Regions from separate parts of the Homo sapiens genome. Here regions 1, 3, 4, 5 and 6 are each linked to region 2. Evidence: chromatin contacts called from ENCODE Hi-C or POLR2A ChIA-PET data. All regions are on one chromosome and are shown on one strand. The core of a region is the stretch at or near the end of the contact, and the rest is flanking DNA. Distances in the headings are between cores, read along the strand shown.

Evidence for each region. Hi-C counts contacts between places; a loop is a spot of excess contacts on that map. ChIA-PET counts read pairs that join two places held with the same protein, here RNA polymerase II (POLR2A). Pooled maps may share reads with other maps.
Region 1: a map of B cell shows a loop between it and region 2 (11-fold over the local background). The contact joins the promoter of MAPK14 here to the promoter of SRSF3 in region 2. A Hi-C loop is called at or near these places in 4 of 168 maps with a recorded cell type or tissue (B cell, CD8-positive, alpha-beta T cell, dorsolateral prefrontal cortex and 1 more), 5 of 37 single-sample maps with no recorded cell type and 17 of 50 pooled maps. POLR2A ChIA-PET finds 5 or more read pairs at or near these places in 5 of 52 experiments (MCF 10A, OCI-LY7, PC-9 and 2 more).
Region 3: a loop to region 2 is called in a pooled map, with 3 times the contacts of the local background. The contact joins the enhancer-like site here to the promoter of SRSF3 in region 2. A Hi-C loop is called at or near these places in 1 of 50 pooled maps. POLR2A ChIA-PET finds 5 or more read pairs at or near these places in 5 of 52 experiments (BJ, SK-N-SH, activated T-cell and 1 more).
Region 4: a loop to region 2 is called in a pooled map, with 10 times the contacts of the local background. The contact joins the promoter of CMTR1 here to the promoter of SRSF3 in region 2. A Hi-C loop is called at or near these places in 2 of 37 single-sample maps with no recorded cell type and 13 of 50 pooled maps. POLR2A ChIA-PET finds 5 or more read pairs at or near these places in 2 of 52 experiments (H1 and activated T-cell).
Region 5: a loop to region 2 is called in a map of CD8-positive, alpha-beta T cell, with 3 times the contacts of the local background. The contact joins the promoter of FKBP5 here to the promoter of SRSF3 in region 2. A Hi-C loop is called at or near these places in 1 of 168 maps with a recorded cell type or tissue (CD8-positive, alpha-beta T cell) and 5 of 50 pooled maps. POLR2A ChIA-PET finds 5 or more read pairs at or near these places in 1 of 52 experiments (GM12878).
Region 6: a loop to region 2 is called in a pooled map, with 8 times the contacts of the local background. The contact joins the promoter of TBC1D22B here to the promoter of SRSF3 in region 2. A Hi-C loop is called at or near these places in 6 of 50 pooled maps. POLR2A ChIA-PET finds 5 or more read pairs at or near these places in 5 of 52 experiments (AG04450, K562, activated CD4-positive, alpha-beta T cell and 2 more).

The regions. Positions count from the first base shown.
Region 1 is chr6:36,026,263-36,029,579 of GRCh38, reverse strand. It overlaps MAPK14 (mitogen-activated protein kinase 14), which reads right to left and starts at 1,772. Exons shown (of 12, transcript NM_139012.3): 1 at 1,307-1,772. The coding sequence starts at 1,422. RefSeq lists silencers at 1-68, 1,432-1,531 and an enhancer at 1,722-2,161.
Region 2 is chr6:36,592,539-36,595,849 of GRCh38, reverse strand. It overlaps SRSF3 (serine and arginine rich splicing factor 3), which reads right to left and starts at 1,488. Exons shown (of 6, transcript NM_003017.5): 1 at 1,369-1,488. RefSeq lists enhancers at 1,201-1,430, 1,031-1,712, 1,821-1,980.
Region 3 is chr6:37,220,765-37,224,063 of GRCh38, reverse strand. The region is part of intron 1 of TMEM217B (transmembrane protein 217B); the gene reads left to right. All of the region lies in intron 1 of TMEM217 (transmembrane protein 217), which reads left to right. Among named protein-coding and RNA genes, the nearest start is that of TBC1D22B, 35 kb to the left of the region's middle. RefSeq lists silencers at 1,149-1,198, 1,569-1,828 and an enhancer at 2,029-2,168. Within about 2 kb of position 1,448, at least 22 of the 41 ENCODE cell types and tissues checked have a DNase peak (open chromatin) inside an H3K27ac peak, as active enhancers do.
Region 4 is chr6:37,431,456-37,434,693 of GRCh38, reverse strand. It overlaps CMTR1 (cap methyltransferase 1), which reads right to left and starts at 1,473. Exons shown (of 24, transcript NM_015050.3): 1 at 1,317-1,473. LOC107986531 (a long non-coding RNA gene) reads left to right here and starts at 1,471. Exons shown (of 2, transcript NR_171666.1): 1 at 1,471-1,643; 2 at 1,759-2,466. RefSeq lists a silencer at 1,128-1,317 and enhancers at 1,318-1,597, 1,290-1,791.
Region 5 is chr6:35,687,152-35,690,599 of GRCh38, reverse strand. It overlaps FKBP5 (FKBP prolyl isomerase 5), which reads left to right and starts at 1,685. Exons shown (of 11, transcript NM_004117.4): 1 at 1,685-1,796. RefSeq lists a silencer at 1,456-2,305 and enhancers at 2,566-2,655, 2,676-2,745.
Region 6 is chr6:37,255,982-37,259,126 of GRCh38, reverse strand. It overlaps TBC1D22B (TBC1 domain family member 22B), which reads right to left and starts at 1,355. Exons shown (of 13, transcript NM_017772.4): 1 at 1,154-1,355. The coding sequence starts at 1,209. It overlaps TMEM217B (transmembrane protein 217B), which reads left to right and starts at 983. Exons shown (of 2, transcript NM_001395378.1): 1 at 983-1,559. TMEM217 (transmembrane protein 217) reads left to right here and starts at 983. Exons shown (of 3, transcript NM_001286401.2): 1 at 983-1,559. RefSeq lists enhancers at 353-988, 1,075-1,134, 1,235-1,294 and a silencer at 1,395-1,524.

The sequences.
Region 1 (3,317 bases), core at 523-3,022, 570 kb after region 2:
TCCAAAACAAAAAAACGATTTTACAGGCCCGTTTTCAAATGACGCATACAATACGAATTACTAAAACACAGAAAAAGCTAACAGTTAAATCTGATACTTAGTTTAAGATCCGTAGCTTTCAAATTATAGAAAATCTAAAATACAGGGTATAAAACCTTGGAAGTTAAGAGAGCAGTTAGTGAAATATTTCAGGTCTGGAAATTATATGCTATCGACTTAATTTAAAACACACTCACGGTGTAAATTAAAGCTAAAAAGTATCTCTTCCCTTCCTTTTCTATGTGGTTCCATATCCTTACGAAAACCATCGTGTACCTCAGGCCATAAATGCAGATAACTAGATAACTCCCTGCAAGCTCTCTAAGGGACTTTTAAAACACAGTATTCGCAGGAATTATCTCAAAAAATATTTACAATACCTCCCAGCACTGTTAATAACTTTTTGATCTTGAGGGCGCCTTACAGATCTGAATCTTTCTTGCTCCAAATGAGAAAATTGTTTTGTCGAACAATACTTAAATGAGCAGTGGTATGTGACTAATCAGTGAGCCTGCCAGTTTCTCAAGCTGCAGTGTTCTTGCAGGCACTACCACCGCCGCCCCTCCACGGAAAGGAAATACGCTTTCAACCGAATCGGAAACACACCACTCAAGCTGGCACAGTGCTCACCGAGATAAAGTCGGTATTTTAAGCTCTATGGATCGCTGTTAATTCAAGTGCGAATTCAAAAAGAACGCTTTTCAAGATGGGATTTCGACAGAGTTTTGAAAAAAAAAAAAAAAAAAAAAGGCCCGGAGAGAGCTCCCTTCCTGGTCAGTTTTGTTCAGATGACCGCAGTCTTCGGGTTGGGCTGTGCCCTTCTGCTTCTCCCGGCAGTTCCCCGAGCTTGTCTGCTCAGAGGACCCAGGGTCCGGAGCCCCAGCGTGGGCGCATCACGGGAGAGGGTCCTTCTGCTCCAGGTAGGCAGGGAGACCCCCAAGGAAGCGGCCCTTCCCCCGGTGCCTGTTGCCGAGCAGCAACCCTCCGAGAGGGGAAGGCGCAGGGTGCTAGCCAGAACCGAGCTCCAGCACCACCACCTACCTCTCGCAGCGGACCTGAGTGCTGCACACGGTGGACCGCATACCTGCGTGAGTGCAGGGCGAGGGGTGCTGGAGGTGCAGAACGGGCAGAGCTCGAAGGGGCAGCAATGCCCTCCCCCGAGGAAAATTCCTGCCACTTGACGCAACGCTGAGCAGTGGAGCAGGCCTGGCCCTCGGGCGCGAGGGGCCACCCTGCCCACAGCGGCCCCAGGCCCAGCGACACTCACCACACAGAGCCATAGGCGCCAGAGCCCACTGGAGACAGGTTCTGGTAACGCTCGGGCACCTCCCAGATTGTCTTGTTCAGCTCCTGCCGGTAGAACGTGGGCCTCTCCTGAGACATTTTCCAGCGGCAGCCGCCGGGCAAGAAGGTGGCCCTGTGGGGCCCCCGCCTGCACCCGCACCCTCTCCCCGGCCCTTGCTGCCCGCCCAGCCGGGCGGGGACCTTGCGCTGGTCGCCCGCGCAGGTGCGGCTGCCGCGACCCCGCAGACTCCCGCGCGCGCGGCTGCTGTCAGCCGCAGCGGCTGGATGTGCCCCTGCGACTGGGGCAAGCCCCGCTAAGGGCAGGGACGCGCTCCGGCGCTCAAGACTGCGCCCGCCGCGATCTCCCTGCACCTTCGCCCCTACAAGGCCGACTCCGGGCTGCGTCGCAGTACTCCCGTTCCAGCTGCTGCGCCCGCTAAGGCTCCAGTGGTCGCGGTTCCAAGAGCCAGCAAACGGGAGCCTCCCGCAGTACTCTCGCGAGAACAGCTCCCGGGACTCTCCGAGAGCCGAGATTTTACCCAATATGGAACCTCTCCGCGGGCGGGGCTTCGTGAGAGAAGAGGATGGGAGGAGCAGTTCTCGCGAGAAGAGAACAATAACTGGAGACCAAAGGCAGAAACTCCCAGGGACTGTCTCCTTAAGGGCGCGAAGGCGGACCGGGGAAGGAAGAGAGAAGCTGGCAGCACACGCCTCGCGCGCCTCACCGTGGCCGGCGGGGCAAATACCTGGCTCTGTGGTGGAAAACGACACTGACAAATAGCGTGTCGGGGAAAGAGTCAAAAGATCTTTAACTGCGAGTAGTTACCAGCAGCAGAGCACCTGCTCACCTGAACCCCCAAATTCCAAAAAACACTTGCATAAAAAAGAGACAAGTGGCCGGGCGTGGTGGCTCACGCCTGTAATCCCAGCACTTTGGGAGGCCGAGGCGGGCGGATCACCTGAGGTCGGGAGTTCGAGACCAGCCTGACCAACATGGAGAAACCCCGTCTCTACTAAAAATGCAAAATTAACCGGGCGTAGTGGCGCGCACCTGGAGTCTTAGCTATTCGGGAGGCTGAGGCAGGAGAATCGCTTGAACCCGGGAGGCGGAGTTGCGGTGAGCCGAGATCGTGCCATTACACTCCAGCCTGGGCAACAAGAGCGAAACTCCGTCTCAAAAGAAAGAAAGAAAGAAAGAGACAGGTTCCGGCCAGAAGGCTGTTGCATTCCCATCTGCTCAAGGACATATGGGTTACTCTTTGAGATGCTGACGAAATATGTCCCAAAGGCAAATGTTAACCCTGCATCAAAGCTGAGGCTTTCCAGGGGCTGGGCTCAGTGGCTCACACCTGTTATCCCAGCACTTTGGGAGGCCGAGGCGGGTGGATCACGAGGTCAAGCGATAGAGACCATCCTGGCCAACATGGTGAAACCTCGTCTCTACTAAAAAAAATACAAAAATTAGCTGGGCGTGGTGGCACGACCCTGTAGTCCCAGCTTCTCGGGAGGCTGAGGCAGGAGAATTGCATGAATCCAGGAGGCGGAGGTTGCAGTGAGCTAAAATCGCGCCACTGCACTCCAGCCTGGCGTCAGAGGGAGACTCCGTCTCAAAAACAAAAACAAAAACAAAAACAAACCGAAGCTTTACATTAAAACTCTCCCAGTTAAACTTACATGCAGAAAAATCACCCTGGGAGTTTAAGATGCAAGTTCCCAGAACTCACAGGGAGTCTAATTGGGTAGGTCAGAGGAGGTCTTGATCAAGAGCATGCATTTTTATAATACATCTTAGGTGATTCTGATTCAGGAAAGTCTCTGATATCTCCCTTTGAGAAGCATTTAAAAAACCGTTACACTGAAGATTTGAAACTGACTCCTATCCTGAAGAGCCATCAGTGAAGAGGATTTTAAGCATTTAACTCAGGCCTCTTCGAGTAAGGAGAATAGGGCAGGAGTCTCATCGAATTTAGGCAAGTCAACTGACCTTTCCTGAA
Region 2 (3,311 bases), core at 239-2,738:
ACCAGAGTCTTACGCGGTAAAAATTTATCAAGCAACGAGACCAACTTTACAGTTTTTTAAAAAATGTAAACTCATAGTAGCACTTATTCACAGTAGCCCAAAGATGTTAACCCAAATGTCCATCAACAGAAACGGATAAGCAAAATGTGGTATAGACATAAAATGAGTATTATTCAGAATGATGTACTGACAAATCCTCCAACGTTGGAAAATCTTGAAAACATTACGCTAAGTTAAAGAAGCCAGACATAAAAGTACACGATTCCATAAATACTAAATATCTAAAATAGCTAAGTTCAGAGAGACAGGAAGATTAGTGGTTGCTAGGGACTAGAGGAAGGGGGACAGGGAATCTGGGAGTAAGTGCTCAATGGGTAGTAGTCTCCTGCGGGGGGAGGTGACGGAAATGTTTTGGAACTACGTGTAAGTGATGATTACACAACACTGAATATACTAAATACCACTTAAAGATAATTTCACTTTAATAAAAAATTACAAAGAGATATTTGCTACTAAAAAATTTACTGCACTTTGGGGACTTATTTTTTTGTTCTTCCTTGGCGGACTTGTATTTGATAAAGCTTTATTACTGAGTCACTTCGACGATGAATCTGATAAACTTGTAGACCAGTTTCAATTACATAAAAACCATCTACTCAATAATTCAGCTGAAGTGCTTTCCATAAACACCACGTTCTTCTTACTCTGGGCTTGTCTAATTAAAATATCCAGTCCAGACACATCCTATTTGCCGTGACCACACCCTGTGCCCAGGAGTAAGTTCTAAGACCAAACCACTGGTGAAAATTTTTAAAAACACTGCTGGCACCTGTCTTAAGCCTCCATTTTAATGGGAAGCGATGAAAGAACGAATCTTAAGTTCAAGGAAGATCTTTCGGTCTTAGAAAAAGGTGATTAGATTCAGGCTGCAAAATCTGAAACTACATGAAAGTAAGGTGACTACGGGGGCCATTTAATATGAACTGAAAGGTCCGGTCTTGGTTAGTGACTTTACAAAAACATTCTGAGAAGCTTCCCAATTAAATGAGGGGCCAAAAAAAAAAAAGGCGCCATAAAAATAAAAAGGCCGTGACCTGGAATACAACTCGGCTATCGGCTCCCCTTTGTGGTTCCCAACTCCCAGGTAACCCCCATCCTGGCTCATGCCCCAATGAGGAATATAAAGACTTCCACTCCAAGACTAGGAAACCCTCCGATGGGCCGGGAGCCCCCGCCACCGCCCCGTGCTGAACGTCACAAAATGGCGGCGGCGCCTCTTTGTCTCAATCTGGCGCCGCCATTGGGCCTGGCTCCTTGGTACTGTTAAATTCCATTTCCACCTCATTCCCTCTTTCGCTGGTCTCTTACCGAGATCTAGGGTTAAAAAATGCGGCGGCTCAAATCCACACGCTCCGATGAGTCTTCCCGCTTTCCTCCGGCCCAACACCAACCAACTCTCTCACTCACCCGGCGTCCACGAAATGGCGGACCACCGCCTTCTCCTCGCCTTTATTTATACGCCATACTGGAATCACATGATTGGACGGGCTCCCCCAATGAGAAGCAGAAGAGGCCGTGACGTATGGCTACAAACGCAGCGAGAGCCGCGGTTGCTGGGAGCGCGCTCTGGCGGTTGCGCCGGGTGGGTGGAGACGTGCGTCGGCGCGCGCTCGTTGTAACAGGCCTGGTGCTCCCTCGAGCGTTCCTCCCGGTCTGTCGACCTCCAGGTTACCCACAGACTCCTCTTCCTCACCTCCAAATAGGCTAGGGCTTCATAAACAGCACCGTCGCCGTCACGCTCAAACACTAATAGGAGCCGTTGGCCCCTAACAAGATTAAGAGATGAATTAATTAAGTGCTTCACCCTTGTGAGCGGTTAGTCTGGAACTAAGAGCATCGCGTTTACAAACAGGTCACGGAGCTGTTTGTGACCCAGCTGGCACCAGACTGTGGCCGCCTAGATTCCACACTGAAGGAAAAGCCTGGTTTGGAAAGTTTGCCCAACTCTTGCTGGTTTCTCGTCTCTCAAGCAAACTTGCAGGACTTGGCGCCGACAGCAAAGGAGACCGGTCAGGTGACCTGGAAACTATCACCTTTAGCAAACACCCGGAAAGGGAAGTTTCTGAAGAAGATTGAATGTAAATTCTGGCCCCCAAGCAAATGCCAGGAGGGGTATCTCGAGCCTTTCTCCTAGCAGCCGTTGCACTGCCTGGCATGTATTTTGTCCGGGCCACTTCCCTTACGAAGACAGAGCCGCAAGAGTAATTAAGGGGAGAGAGACTGTGATTGGGTTAGAAAAATCACCAAGGGCCGGGCGCGGTGGCTCATGCCTGTAATCCCAGCACTTTGGGAGGCCGAGGCAGGCGGATCACTTGAGGTCAGGAGTTCAAGACCAGCCTGGCCAACATGGTGAAATCCCGTCTCTATTAAAAATACAAATGGCCGGGCATGGTGGCAGGCGCCTGTAATCCCAGCTACTTGGGAGGCTGAGAGCAGGAGAATCGCTTGAACCCAGGAGGCGGAGGTTGCCGTGAGCTGAGATCCTACCACTGCACAAAAAAAAAAAGAGAGAAAAAGAACCTGTCTTTTTATTTATTCCCTCTTAGCTGAAAGATATGCCAATTATTATGTTTTTTTTTTTCTTTTTTCTTTTTTTTTTTTTCTTGAGATGGAGTCTCGTTCTGTTGCCCAGGCTGGAGTGCAATGGCGCGACCTCGGCTCACTGCAAACTCCGCCTCCCGGGTTCAAGCGATTCGCCTACCTCAGCTTCCCGAGTAGCTGGGATTACAGGCACCTGCCACCACACCCGGCTAATTTTTGTATTTTTAATAGAGACGGGGTTTCACCATGCTGGTCAGGCTGGTCTCGAACTCGCCACCTCAGGCGATTCTCCCGCCTCGGCCTCCCAAAGTGCTGGTATTACAGGCGTGAGCCACAGCACCCGGCCAGCCAATTAATATGTTTTAACTTTCCCAGGTATTTTTCTTTTGAAGCCTTACCTCTTATTGTGGTTCTAAAAGGTTTATCTGTAGTGGAGGAAAAAAATACAGATTTATTACATCTCAGCCTAGTTTCCTCACCTGTAAAAGGGGAGAAGGGGATCCTAGCAAACCTTTTCTTATTTCTCTCTCGTCTAGATTTTTTTTTCTGGCTCACTTATATTTGCCTTGATTTGTTCCCCTCCTCTATGTAAGCTTTTCTCCTCTTTTTCATTTTCTTTCCTTCTATCAAATCAAAGGCTCTGGAGTCAGGCAGTCCTGGATTTGGCCCCAGCCCCCACTGCTAGTTACTGGCTGAAGCATCCTGAGAAG
Region 3 (3,299 bases), core at 199-2,698, 630 kb before region 2:
TCGGGAGGCTGAGGCAGGAGAATCGCTTGAACCCAGGAGGCGGAGGTTGCAGTGAGCTGAGATCGTGCCACTGCATTCCAGCCTGGTGACAGAGTGAGATCCTGTCTCCAGAAAAAAAAAAAAAGGCTGAGGCAGGAGGCTCTGTTGAGCTCAGGAGTTTGAGGCTGCAGTGAGCTATGATTGCATTACTCCATTCTGGCCTGGGCAACACAGCAAGACTCCATCTCTATAAATAAATATATAAATAAGAAAAATGGGCTAGGTGCAGTGGCTCACGCCTGTAATCCCAGCACTTTGGGAGGCCAAGGTGGCAGATCACCTGAGGTCAGGAGTTTGAGAGCAGCCTGACCAACATGGTGAAACCCCGTCTCTACTAAAAATGCAAAAATTAGCTGGGCATGGTGGCACACGCTTGTAATCCCAGCTACCTGAGAGGCTGAGGCAGGATAATTGCTTGAACCCGGGAGGCAGAGGTTGTGGTGAACTGAGATCACGCCACTGTACTCCAGCCTGGGCGACAGAGCAAGATACTGTCTCAAAAAAAGAAAAATATTTGAGTTGAGTATAGAATCCTAGGTTGGCAGGGGTTTCTATTTGTTTGTTTTGCTTTGTGTAGCACAATTAAAATATTATTCCATGGGATTTTTGTTTCCTATAGAAGTCTATAACTGTTGGTCTTTTAAATAAAAAGCCCATTGGCTGCTTTTGAGATTTTCTTTTTGTGTGTGGTGTTCCATAGTTTGAGTACCATATGTTTTGTGTAGATTTTCTTTCATTTATCCTTCTAGCAATCAGTTAGGTTTCTTGAATCTGTGCATTGGTGTTTTTTTTTCAGTTGTGCAAATCCTCAGCTATTTTCTCTGTAAATATGCTACCCCCATTTTGTCTCATCTCTCTTTCTCTATCAGAACATCTTATTATGTCTTTCATGTCTCTTAACTTCTCCTTCATATTTTCCATCTTTTTGTCTCCCTGTGCTACATTCTGGATAATTTCTGCTGATTTATCTTGTTTCCTGGTTAACTAATTATTCCTTAATCTGTGTCCAACCTGCTACCATTTATGTCCACTGAATTTTTAATTTCAGATACTGAGTTTTTCATCTCTAGAAATTCTATTTGGGTTCTTTTTCAAATCAGCTAGTAATGGCAGTGGCTGCTACCATCACTCCGGCTGTCACTCCAGCTGCAGCAGGGAGGCGCGGCTAGGGTTACACACTCCATGGAGCCGGTGGAAGCCCGGCCCCTTCTGAGTTAAGTCGGGAACTCACCGGGTGCTACTGCAGCCGCCCAAACCAAAGCCGTAGACCCCACCTCCGGCTCTACGGAGCAGGCAGAAGTCCCGCCCTCTTGGGCGGGCTGCAGCTGCCCAAACTGTGGCTGTGCATCGAAGCCTCCCTGTGCTCTTGGAGGAGGGCCGGGAATAGGCAGGATCTGCCCTCCCAGGTGCAGCTGCAGCTGCCAGGACCCACGGCTGCAGACCTGGGCCTCCCACTTCACTGAGCAGGCAGGAGCCAGGGACAAGTAGGAGACCCGCCCCTTTCGAGTTAGCGGGGCGGGACCTCCTAGGTGCAGGACCCGGGCGTCTCTGCAGCCTGCACCCTCGGGGACCCCAGGAGGCCCCCTTCCCCGGCTTCCTGCCGTCCCTGCAGGCTCCCGGATGTCTGCTCCCGCTGCCTGGCCTCTCTCCAATCCCGGCACCAGTTCAAATCTCGGAGCCGGGTTGGGGTCGAGCCCTGGGGGGGCCATGGATGGCAGCGGGAGGCGTATCGATTCCCGGGTGGAAGGGGGCGGGTCCTCAGTAAGGCCCCACCCTCAGGCCAGGGAGAGCCTGAAGGCTGGGGCCAGGCCGCCAGTCCTGCAGACCTAAGTGGTGCCTCTTCCAGCCTGCCCATGGCCCCCGATGTACCAATCTGCGTGCACTTCCTCCCTTCTGAGGTCCATAAAAGACCTGGGCTTAGCCAGAGCAGGGCAGAGGATGGCTAGAGGACGAAGAGAGCAGAGAGATGATAGGACGACCAGCTGCAGAGAGGAGCTATCCTCTCTGCTGATAGCAGGAGACAATGGGAGGACCAGCTACAGAGAGGAACTACCCTCTCTTCTGAGAGCCTCAGAGACCTGCAGAGACGTCAGGACTATCAGCTGCATAGAGGAGCAACCCTCTCCAGGGCCTTCTCCCTGCTGAGAACAGCAGATATTAGCATGACTTGCCTACAGAGCGGAGCTACCCACTGCGAGTCTCCTTTTAGCTGATCTAACACTTAAAGCTCATCTTCATCTTGTTTACCCTTCACTTGTCTGTGTACCTCATTCATCTTGGACACAGAACAAGAACTCAGGCAAAGGTGCCGCTGGCCACAGAGGTTTCTGGCCAGAAAATTGACACCCCAGAGATCCTGTAACACTAGGTCATTTTCTATGGTTTCCTGTTTCTTCATATATTTTCAGTTTATCTTTTATTTATTTTAATGCAGTAATCAAAGAAAATTCTGACACATTCTATAACATAGATGAACCTTGAGGACATTATGTTAACAGAAATAAGCCAGTCACAAATGCTATAAGATTCTACTTACATGGCCAGGTGGGGTGGCTCACCCCTGTAATCCCAGCACTTTGGGAGGCCGAGGTGGGAGGATCACCTGAGGTCAGGAGTTTGAGACCAGCCTGACCAACATGGCGAAACCCCGTCTCTACTAAAAATACAAAAATTAGCCAGGTGTGGTGGTGCACTCCTGTAGTCCCAGCTACTTGGGAGGCTGAGGCACGAGAATCGCTTGAACCCAGGAGATGGAGGTTACAGTGAGCTGAGATTGCACCACTGCATTCCAGCCTGGGCGACAGAGCGAGACTCCGTCTCAAAAAAAAAAAAAAGACTCCACTTACATGACATGTCCAGAGTAGTCAAATTAATAGAAACAGAAAGTAGAATGATAGTTTCCAGGAGCTGGGGCAGGGGGAAATGGGAATTCGTTGCTTAATGGGTGTACAGTTTCAGTTTTGCAAGATGAAAAAGTTCTAGAGATTGTTTGTACAACAAAATGAATATACTTAACACTACTAAACTGTCTACTTAAAAATGGTTAAGATGTAAAATTTTATCTTGTATATATATTATATATATCTGTGTATTATATATGCATGAATTATACTATAATAAAAGTAAAACAAAAATTTTAAATAATGCAAAAATATAGTAATCATAGTTGTTTGATGATCAGATATTACTGCAGTTCCATTGCTATCTGTTGTTTCAGCTTGTTCTCACAGTGCCTTGTTCCTTATGTGCTTGGTTATTTT
Region 4 (3,238 bases), core at 224-2,723, 840 kb before region 2:
CGAGATCACACCACTGCACTCCACCCTGGGCGACAGAGCAAGACTCCGTCTCAAAAAAACAAAAAAGAAAGAAACAGGCACCATGCCACCATCAATCATCCATCCCCATGGTTAGGTACATGAGAGATAAGCACGAGAAAAAAATAAGATGGAATGAAGTGATTATGAAACCCTGAAATCTTAACGAATTATCAAGTTAAAGAGCAAGCAAGAGAAGTAGTGAATACAGTGTGGCTTACACACAACTGATTGGCTGTAGAGAACTCAGAAAAGAGGACTCAATACAGGGTGGGCGACAAGCTGGGAAACAATCCTTAGGGAAGGCGAGGTACAGCAAGAAAGTATTGAAACCCAAAAGTGTCACTGATGCTCCCAACCTCGTAAAACCCTGGATCACATGTTTCAGTTCTCTCCAACTCAAGGAAGAGCCAATCAACCCAATGCACAACCGCCACCTTCCTGAGAAAGCAGCCTCTTACTAGATACAGGCAGGGGCTGTCCCAGGGAAGAACCGGAGACACTGAGCAAACAGAAAGCAAGACCAAGCTAAGCCACATTTCACTTTAAGCCGTAGTCTTAAATACCCCCAAAAGGCCCCCAGGGTGAGATAAAGGAAGGCTCATCACAGAGCTTGCTTCTAGCCATTGCAAGCGCTAAAAGCTTTTAATTCTTAAGTGACTCGGGGGGAGACTGGAAGTACAGCAAACTCAAAGCGGACTGTTGAACAGCTGTGTGAAAGGCAGGAGAGGCGGATGCTCCTCCCCAAACCACATCACCTTAGATTTGGGCCTTCCAAATCATCTCATCCAACCCTATCATCTTCCACGGGAAAAGACTGCGGCCACAGAGGTGAAGGCCACACAGCTAACCAGTGCCCTGCTCAAGTGACCCACACATGCCAGCAGAATGCTCTGGCAGGGAACTTCTAAGCGGAAGGCAAGCGGCCTGGTTCTACCTGCTGCTTCCGCACAGAAGGGGTTCAAATCCCCTCTGCAGTCTTCTCTCCCTGGGCCTCGGTTTGGCACTGCCACCCCTAATCACAGAGAGAAGAGATAAGCTCCCATGTCTCCCGGCCAGTCCCTTCATTTGAAGATAACATGAGCGTGTGAATGTGTGCGCAGAGACGTGTGTCAGCGGCAGCTCGGGCTCCAGGGAGCCGGCGTTGGGGGTGGGAGGAGGAGGGAAGACATAAGGGGCCAGAAGGCGAGGAGACCCATAACCGCGGGCGGGGGGCCCAGGCGGCGGTGGAGGGGAGAAGGATGCTGAGCCCGCGCGCCCGCCCGCTTGCTCCCCCCGGGCCGCGCGTCGGCACTCACGCTGAGGGGAGAGAGCGAGCTGCCGGGGAGCGGAGGGGGGGTCAGGCCGACACTGTCGCCGCCGCTGCCAGAGCCGCCGCCTCCTCCCTCAGTTTCGTTTCCCCACAAGCCAGCCCGGGTCCGCCAGCCGCACCGTCGCGCTCGGGTCCAGTACTGCGGGCAGCGCAGCCTGATGACGTCACGGACAGCGCCGCGCCTCGGTCCTCCCCCGGCCGGGTCCCGGCCCCGGGAAAGGCAGCTGAGGTTTGGCCCGCTCCACCTCTCAACCTGGGAGGTCCAGGGGCGCCTGCGCGGAAAAGCCGCCCGGAAAAGGCTGCAAAAGCAAAAGTAACTATCTCCTCCTTTGGCTCTGAGGAAGAGAAACCAATACAAAAATTGTAAGTGCTAGGTGCCCTCACACGACCTCATCTTACTTAATCTTATCATTATCTTCATTTTACAGACTAAGAACAAGTTCAGAGAGGTAGATGGTAAACTGGTTGAGCGAACGCAGTGTTCTTGTTCCCTGCTGTATCCCCAACATCCAGCCTATGGGACATCTCAACAGATTTTGAACGAAGGACGGGAGGACAGAAGGAATGCCGCCTGTAGCATCTTACCATATGGGCACAGTTGGCTCTCCATCTCAAACCTCTCTTCTGATTTTCAGGCCAATATGGCCAAACGTCTGTTGGACATCCTCACTCAGTCACCTCAAACCCCATGAATTCAAATTTCACCTTATGTTCTTCCATCAGCTCACTTTTTTCCTGGTGAAGGGCGCTGCCATCCATCCTGTTGGTCCAGCTAGAAATCTGAGGAATCTCCCTCTTCTTCATACCCCAAAGTTTCTCATACACTTAATTGCGCTTACCTCCTAATTGTCTTTCAAATCCATCCATTCACCCCCATCCCCATTGCCACAATTCATGCACTTACCCCCTCTCGGCAGAATTTCTCCAGTAACTCCAAACTCCCGTGACTGTCTCCAGTTGTGATCCCTCTAATGCGTTCTTCACAAAACCAAAGTGATTTTTATAATTTTCAACACCTGTGAAAAGAAGGGAATTTAAAATTGATTAATTAAACCTGATCCTGTCACAACCCAACAATGATTAAAATCCATCAATGATGTCCCATTGCTCTTAGAATAAAGCTAATGTCCTTAAAATGGCCTCTGAGACCCTCCAGCATGACCCCTTCTTCAGGTATGCCTTGTACTGCTATCCCTTAGTTCTCCCCATGCTGACTCTTCTCAGTTTATCAAATATGCCGTGTCTCCGCCGGGCGCGGTGGCTCACACCTGTAATCCCAGCACGTGGGGAGGCTGAGGCGGATGGATCACCTGAGGTCAGGAGTTCGAGACCAGCCTGGCCAACATGGTGAAATCCCGTCTCTACTGAAGATACAAAAAAAGTAGCTGGGTGTGGTGGTGCGCACCTATAGTCCCAGCTACTCAGTAGGGTAAGTCAGGAAAATCGCTTGAACCTGGGAAGCAGAGGTTGCAGTGAGCAGAGATTGCACCACTGCACTCCAGCCTGGGCGACAGAGCCAGACTCCATCTCAAAAACAGAACACAACAAAACAAAACATGCCATGTCTCTTAAGAGTTCAGCCCCCTGCCTGGATCATGCTTCTCCTCTTTGCTGGGCTAATGTCCATTTATCCCTCAGGAGTCACTTTAGTGTCCCTATCTCGAAATATTTCCTGATGTCACAAATCTAGGTTGGGAGACCCACCTCTGAGCTCCTAAAGCACTCTGTCCTTCCACTATCAAAGCACTTACCACGGTGTTGTATAATGGCCTGTGGACTCATCTGCCTCCCCGACTCAGCTGTAAACTCTGTACAGGAAAGATTGTCTGTCTGTATTAAATTCACAAGATTTAACAGAGGCTGGTGGTCAGTGCTCAATAGATATTTACTGAATCTGTGGAAGTGTGG
Region 5 (3,448 bases), core at 436-2,935, 910 kb after region 2:
CAACTGGTAAACAGGGAAGCTTCTAGGCACTGAGGACAGACAAATGACTGAGACAGAACCCCTGCCCTCGAGGCGGTTTCAGTCTTGGCTTTATTTGTCTTTTCTGCAGACATCATCACCCTTTTTTTTTTTTTAGAATGGAGTCTCGCTCTTGTTGCCCAGGCTGGAGTGCAATGGTGCGATCTCGGCTCACTGCAACCTCTGTTCAAGCAATTCTCCTGCCTCAGCCTCCTGAATAGCTGGGATTACAGGCATGCGCCACCATGCCCGGCTAATTTTTTAAAATTATTTTTAGTAGAGACGGGGTTTCTCCATGTTGGTCAGGCTCGTCTCGAACTCCCGACCTCAGGTGATCCGCCCATCTCGGCCTCCCAAAGTGCTGGGATTACAGGCGTAAGCCACCGCGCCCGGCGCCCAGGCATCATCTCTTGAAGGCAGCATGGCGATTTCTGGACGAGGCTCTTCATAAATGTTTGAATGCAGTATAGTGCAAAGAGAGCAGGTTTGGAGCCAGGAGACATGAGTTCTAATCTGGCTATGGGATATTAGGTTTCCATAGGTAACTATTAGGTCCCACGTGTAACTAGCTATGGGACATCAGGTTTCTGTTTCCTTAAAAATGAGAGAGTTGATTAGAGATTCCCTAAGGCCCAGGTGCAGCTCCTGCATCTCTATGGGAGTAACTCAGAGGTAGCCATCTGGTTGGCAGTCTACCTTTCGGAGTTGGCGGAAGAACTCAGCCGTTTTGTTTTTGTTTTTGTTTTGAGATGGAGTCTTGCTCTGTCACCAGGCTGGAGTGCAGTGGCGTGATCTCGACTCACTACAACCTCTGCCTCCCAGGTTCAAGCGATTCTCCTACCTCAGCCTCCCGAGTAGCTGGGACGGCGCGCGCCACCAAGCCCAGCTAATTTTTGTATTTTTAGTAGAGACGGGGTTTCACCATGTTGGCTAGGATGGTCTCGATCTCTTGACCTCGTGGTCCGCCCACCTCGGCCTTCCAAAGTGCTGGGATTACAGGCGTGAGCCACCCCACCTGGCCGAACTCAGCCGTAAGGCCTCTTCCTGTTTTAATCTCCTGGGATCTCCTGCTTGAAAGGTAGCAAGCCAAGAGAAAGTATGGTCTTTACAGTCACTGGGTGTCCAGAGGGAGGTGATATCTGCTAAATTGGTTCTCGAGGTGGGATTTCCCCAGTCCCGACTGGGCATCTTAGACTTAATGGGGTTGCTTCCTAGGGCTAACCTGGCCAGCTGACCTAACAAACAGCCTGGCCTGCCCCTCTCCGGCCTCTAGGTAGGCCCTGTGGACAGATAGGAGGGGCAGTGCCTTCAGAGAGACGATACAGATGGGAAGTCAACTAGCTTGCTTAGGCATTAATTTCTCGGGAGGTAAGAGATGTGAGGGGGTGTCAGTTTCCACCATCCCTTCTCTATGGCCCCCACAAAGGGCAAGGGCCAGACACGTGGGCTGGCGTGGGGAGGTGGAGGAGCAAATGATGGGGGCGGGGCCTCATTTGCATGGACGGCGCGCGGCCACCAATCCGGACAGGCGGATCGACAGCCCGCGCGCCTTTTGGGGGCGGACTGACAGCCCCGGGGCCCTATGGAAGGCGGGTCCTGCGGCCGGCTGGGGCGGGACGGCGCCGGGCGCTGCCCCGGGGATTCGGGCCGGCTCGCGGGCGCTGCCAGTCTCGGGCGGCGGTGTCCGGCGCGCGGGCGGCCTGCTGGGCGGGCTGAAGGGTTAGCGGAGCACGGGCAAGGCGGAGAGTGACGGAGTCGGCGAGCCCCCGCGGCGACAGGTACCGGCGCCATGGCCACGGAGATGGGGCGGCCGGCCGCGGCGCCCCGGGAGCCGAACGCCCTCCTTCCAGGTCCCGCCGCGGTCGCACTCGCTGCCTCAGCTCCCACCCCCACGCGGCTTCGCAGCCCAGGAGCCGCGTGTCGCGGGGGAGCGGGGTCCGGAAGCCTCGAGGGGAGCGCGCGGGAGGCCTCGGCCCCACTGCGGCGCCCCTCGCCGCGCCCCAGGGGCCGCGGGGCCGGTGCTCCCCGCGGGAGGCGCGGAGACTAGTGACCGCGGGCGCCGCTCTCCGCCCCCGCCGGCCTCTCCCGGCAGAGGCGAGGCGGGTCGCGCCCGCCCGTCCTCACTGGGCTTTTGTTTCCCGCCCGGGATGACAGGTCCCGCTCCGCCTCCGGTCTCTGGCCCCCGGCTCTCCCCGGACAGGCGGCCGGACCCTCAGCCGGCACCGCTGCGGGCGGGAGCCAAACTTCGCTTTCGGGTCCGGGCGCCGGGACAACCGGACCCCAGGGCGAGCCGAGCGCCGGGACGCCGCGGGCGCGGGGCGGATTCGCCCACCTGGCGGGGCTGTGAAGGGGATGGTGGCGGGGTGGCCGCGCTCCGGGTGTGGACGGGCGGTCCCCGCCTTCACCTGCCGCCTCGGGACAAGCGTTGGGGAACCGCATCGCCGCTGTCGGCCGCTTGTGGAGGAGTCCGCGCAGCGCCGTCTAACAGGTGATCCGCGTCACTCCCAGGCCATACCGAAGCGGCTGAACGCTGTGCCAGGGCTCCTTATGCTCTTCTGTTCTGGGACGTGAAAACGTCTTCCGCCTTATTGGTCGTCCAAAAAGGTGCACCGGTCACAGTATAAGAGTCAAAAACCAGTATTACCAAAAAGACACTACGAGCGTCAGGGTGCAGAGTGGCTTTCTTCGATTAACGAACCGGCAGGACCATCGTAGTCTCTAAAATCGGGTTCTGCAGTGGTGGCGAAAGCGTAGTAAGTTTCAAGTTGTAAGCGGAGATGCAGAATTGTAGATACCCTTCAGTGTGGTTCAGGACAGTGTGTTCAGCGTTTGGCCGCCGTTCAGTAAATTCTGCATGAAGCAGTTTGAGCTCGTGGTTTTGGATTTACTTTTCAGGAGTATGTTTTCCAGTGGAATAAGGCTTACTACTGAATGGGAGCTTTCTTTGCCTCTCTGAGTGTAGACAGGAGTGTTTATTTTCATTGTCTTCCCATTTTGTTAGATTGTGGACAAGGGAAAAGTTAAAGCATATTTTGGTTAAGTATTTTTAATAGTCTGGGATTCTATCCACCTCCTCCATAAGGGTTTTTACTTTAGAGAATTATAAAGTAATTCTCTAAAGGGAGCTGCTTCTCTTGGTGTTTGAATCAAAAGCCAAGAATCGACTTGAAAAAAATTCTTATTCTGGTGGGAAATTTTTATTGTCATACTTTCACTTCACCATTTTCTGTTTGTCTCTCCCCCAGCTGACCTCTGCCTGACAGTCTGCAATTATGGCCCTGACCAATTTAGAGATTCTATACAAATGACATTTTTAAAACGAGGGTTATTAATACTCATTATTTGTGAGAAACACTTTATTTAGTTACCCAGTTTTTTTCTTCTAATGTGTCTTGGTTGATATCTGTATTAGGTAAGATTTATACTTCGG
Region 6 (3,145 bases), core at 106-2,605, 660 kb before region 2:
CAACACTTTGGGAGGCCAAGGCAAGAGGATCACTTGAGGCCAGGAGTCAGAGACCAGCCCTGGCAACACAGTCAGACCTTGTCTCTATTTCATTTAAAAAAAAAAAAAAAATTAAGGCTCTTACCTAGCCACTACTGACCCTCATCTCTCTCTCGCTTAAAAAAAAAAAGTCACGAGTTCAAAAGATTATCCCAGAAGGAAAAAACCTGAATCCATTAGAAAAGGTAGCACAGGGGACACAACCAAACATGAATTTCATCACCAAGTAGACTGTAGCTGGCAGAAATCTTAAATTTACGACTGAAATACACACTCTTCCTTATACTTCTCAGGACTTTGCCCAAAATAAACTGAAACAGTAAACCAACAGTAGATTGATGGATGGATAATTTGCCAAAAGTCTCAACATACACCGAAAAGAGGGTGGGGGTAGTCTTAGGGGGTCTGCTCTCCAGTTAAACAACTGAAGAATGAACGAATTTAGTGCATTTGCACAAGAAGTGCATTACAATGCAGGGGAGGAAGAAGTCACTTGGGGTTGGACAAATCCTTAGAAAATGCCAAAGGAATAACCCTGATTCTGTGGTCGTCTTGTAATAATTCCTAGTGGGAAAGGGCCAACTCAAGATAAAGTAAGGTCAGGGTTGAGAATCGTCCTCACTTTTCCTGCCTAACCCTCTCGGCAGGCGGCCCCAAACTCCCACCGGAATCCTTCGGGTAAGTGCCGACCTCAGGGATCAAGGGAAGGGGCCATCCTCGAGCGACCAACCACCTGTGCGTGGTGGAGACCCCTGAGAGGGAGTCCTAATTAGAGTGGGAAGCAGCTCTGGGGAGGAACTTCCGAGACCAGGGCCGACACTGACTATTCACCCAACTCCACTCCCCTTTACGCCCAATCTTCGGCCACCTTCCCGCTGAGGTCACCCCTCCTGAAACCTCCGCCCCCAGACCCCGGTCTACACCCACATCCAGCCGTCCCCAAAGCTCGCTGTTCGCTTCGCTGCCTGACAGCTGCCCTGCCGCCACCAGGCAGTCCCAGCTTCCCCAAACCAGTCTTCTGGCCTCTGTGGCGCCCCAGGCCCGCGGGATTCAGGGATTAGGATCTGGAAGGGTTTGGTCCAATCCCCTATCCCTCTCAGCGTCCTGGGCTCACCTCCCCGGCAGCTTAGCGCTCCTCTTCCAAAACTGCTTGCTGTTCTCAGCGGCCATTGCTCTGGCCGGGGGAAGTCCTTGTAGGCGGGCCAAGGGTTTGCCCGGCGAGATGCCCCCAGACCCCGCAATCTGAGGGCCAACCCAGGCCGCTTCCCCGCCGCCGGTCACCCGCTCCCAGCTCCTGGGGACGCCATCTTGGATGTGGGCACCCCTCCACCCAGCACCGCTGCCATTGGTGAGCTGCGCAAGCCGTGGACGGGCCGACCAATTGGGAGCCGGAATCCTGCAGGCCGCTGAAGCCGACCGGTAACGTCAGGGGCTGGGCACACAGGTGGACGGGGAAGGCGGAGCTTGGACGAGCCGAGAGGCGGGGCTCAAAGTTCCTACCCGCGAGAGGGAAGAAGCAGGTAAGGTAAGGGACCTATGGGAAGGAAGAGGGGATTATCTTCTTCGTGAGGAATGAAGTTCCTTAGTCTAATATTTCTTGGCAAGAGAGAACATACTATGTATTTATATATAGGAATCTTTCACCTAAAAGTAAGGGCCCATGTGTTGGTTGTGGCCCATTTTTAACATCTCTCAATTCAATGACACTCTGGTTATTACCCTCCTTTCCTCATTCCGTTTACATGTCCATTCGTTTTTCTGAAGGAAGGTCAGCAGGGACCCGATAGCCCGGGATTGCTAACTGTTCAACACGTGAGCAACGGTTCATCAGAGTCTCCCTCTCCCTCTGTTTATTGAAAACGATTGAAGGACTTGTGCTGTGGGTTAAAAATTCAAATGATCTAATCCCTATGTCAATCCATAACTCTCACTTTCTGACTATGCTAACAGTGTATATAGGAAATGGTTTATGATAGCTGTCCAACTCAGATTACCAAATACCATTTCTTTGAAGGACACAGTATTGCTCCATCGTGTGAATCACAAAGTTAAGGATGTATCTCCTCCCGGCCCCACCAACATCCTTAATTTCCCTTGTTAATCTATTATAAATCTTGCACCCTTGAATTTATTTTCAATCTAATTTTCCCAGACAATGAGATTTAGTATTAGCATTTTGAATCCTTTGAATGTCTTGTCAGCGTTTTTTGCTGGTTTTGAGTTTCTGTGGTTGTATTCCGTGGTGATTTGGGGAAAGAGGGAAGGCGGGCACCAGTCCAGAGTGGTTTTTGTCCCTTCGAAGGACTGTTGAGGTGGGCTGCGTGTCCCCCACCCCCACCCCCACCCTCCATTTACAGCTACCACATGTACTTCCACATATTGGAGAATACTTAAAGACCTGACCCCTGGCCCCAGCCAAAGAAGGACCTTCTTTTATATGTCCTCCAACGACGGTTTCTTCATTACTCCCATTTTCAAGCTTCTTTTGTCCCCTAATTTAAGAATTATAGGATTGGATGACAAGGGCTATTTTTACTTCCTCTGAGTCTTTCATGCTATAAAAGCATCTTATCTTCTTTATGGGCATTTAACCCAGAGAAAAAAAGCCCCTCTATTCTTTTAATTATTTTACTTGCCTTTCTCTGGCGCTTCTTTTTCTTAGGATGCAGTGACCAGCACTGCACACTAAGCCCAAAGAGGGATGTACTGAGGCTTTGTTAAGGCTGATGTTTTGTCTTTATTCTGGACAGCCAGACCTTTTGCTGGCTGTTTGGACTTTAGAAGAGTTGATGTCTTGAAAGAGTAATCTAAAACAACTTCTAGATTCCTTACCTTGGTGGCAACCAGCAGTTCAGAGTTCATTGTCTTAAAGGTATCCTCTGAATTGTCTTTCCCTATGTGAGCTGCCATACACTCATCCATGTGACAAGATACCTGCCACTTTCCAGCTTATGCACATGGCTTTAGAGATGTTCCAGAAGCTGCTCCCTATTGATTTGACATTTTACTATGTGGAAAGCAAAGTATGATTTGTGTATCTAGACATATCTCAAAATACTCCTTTTTCTTAATCTTCTATGAAATGTTAAATGACACTGATTCCCAG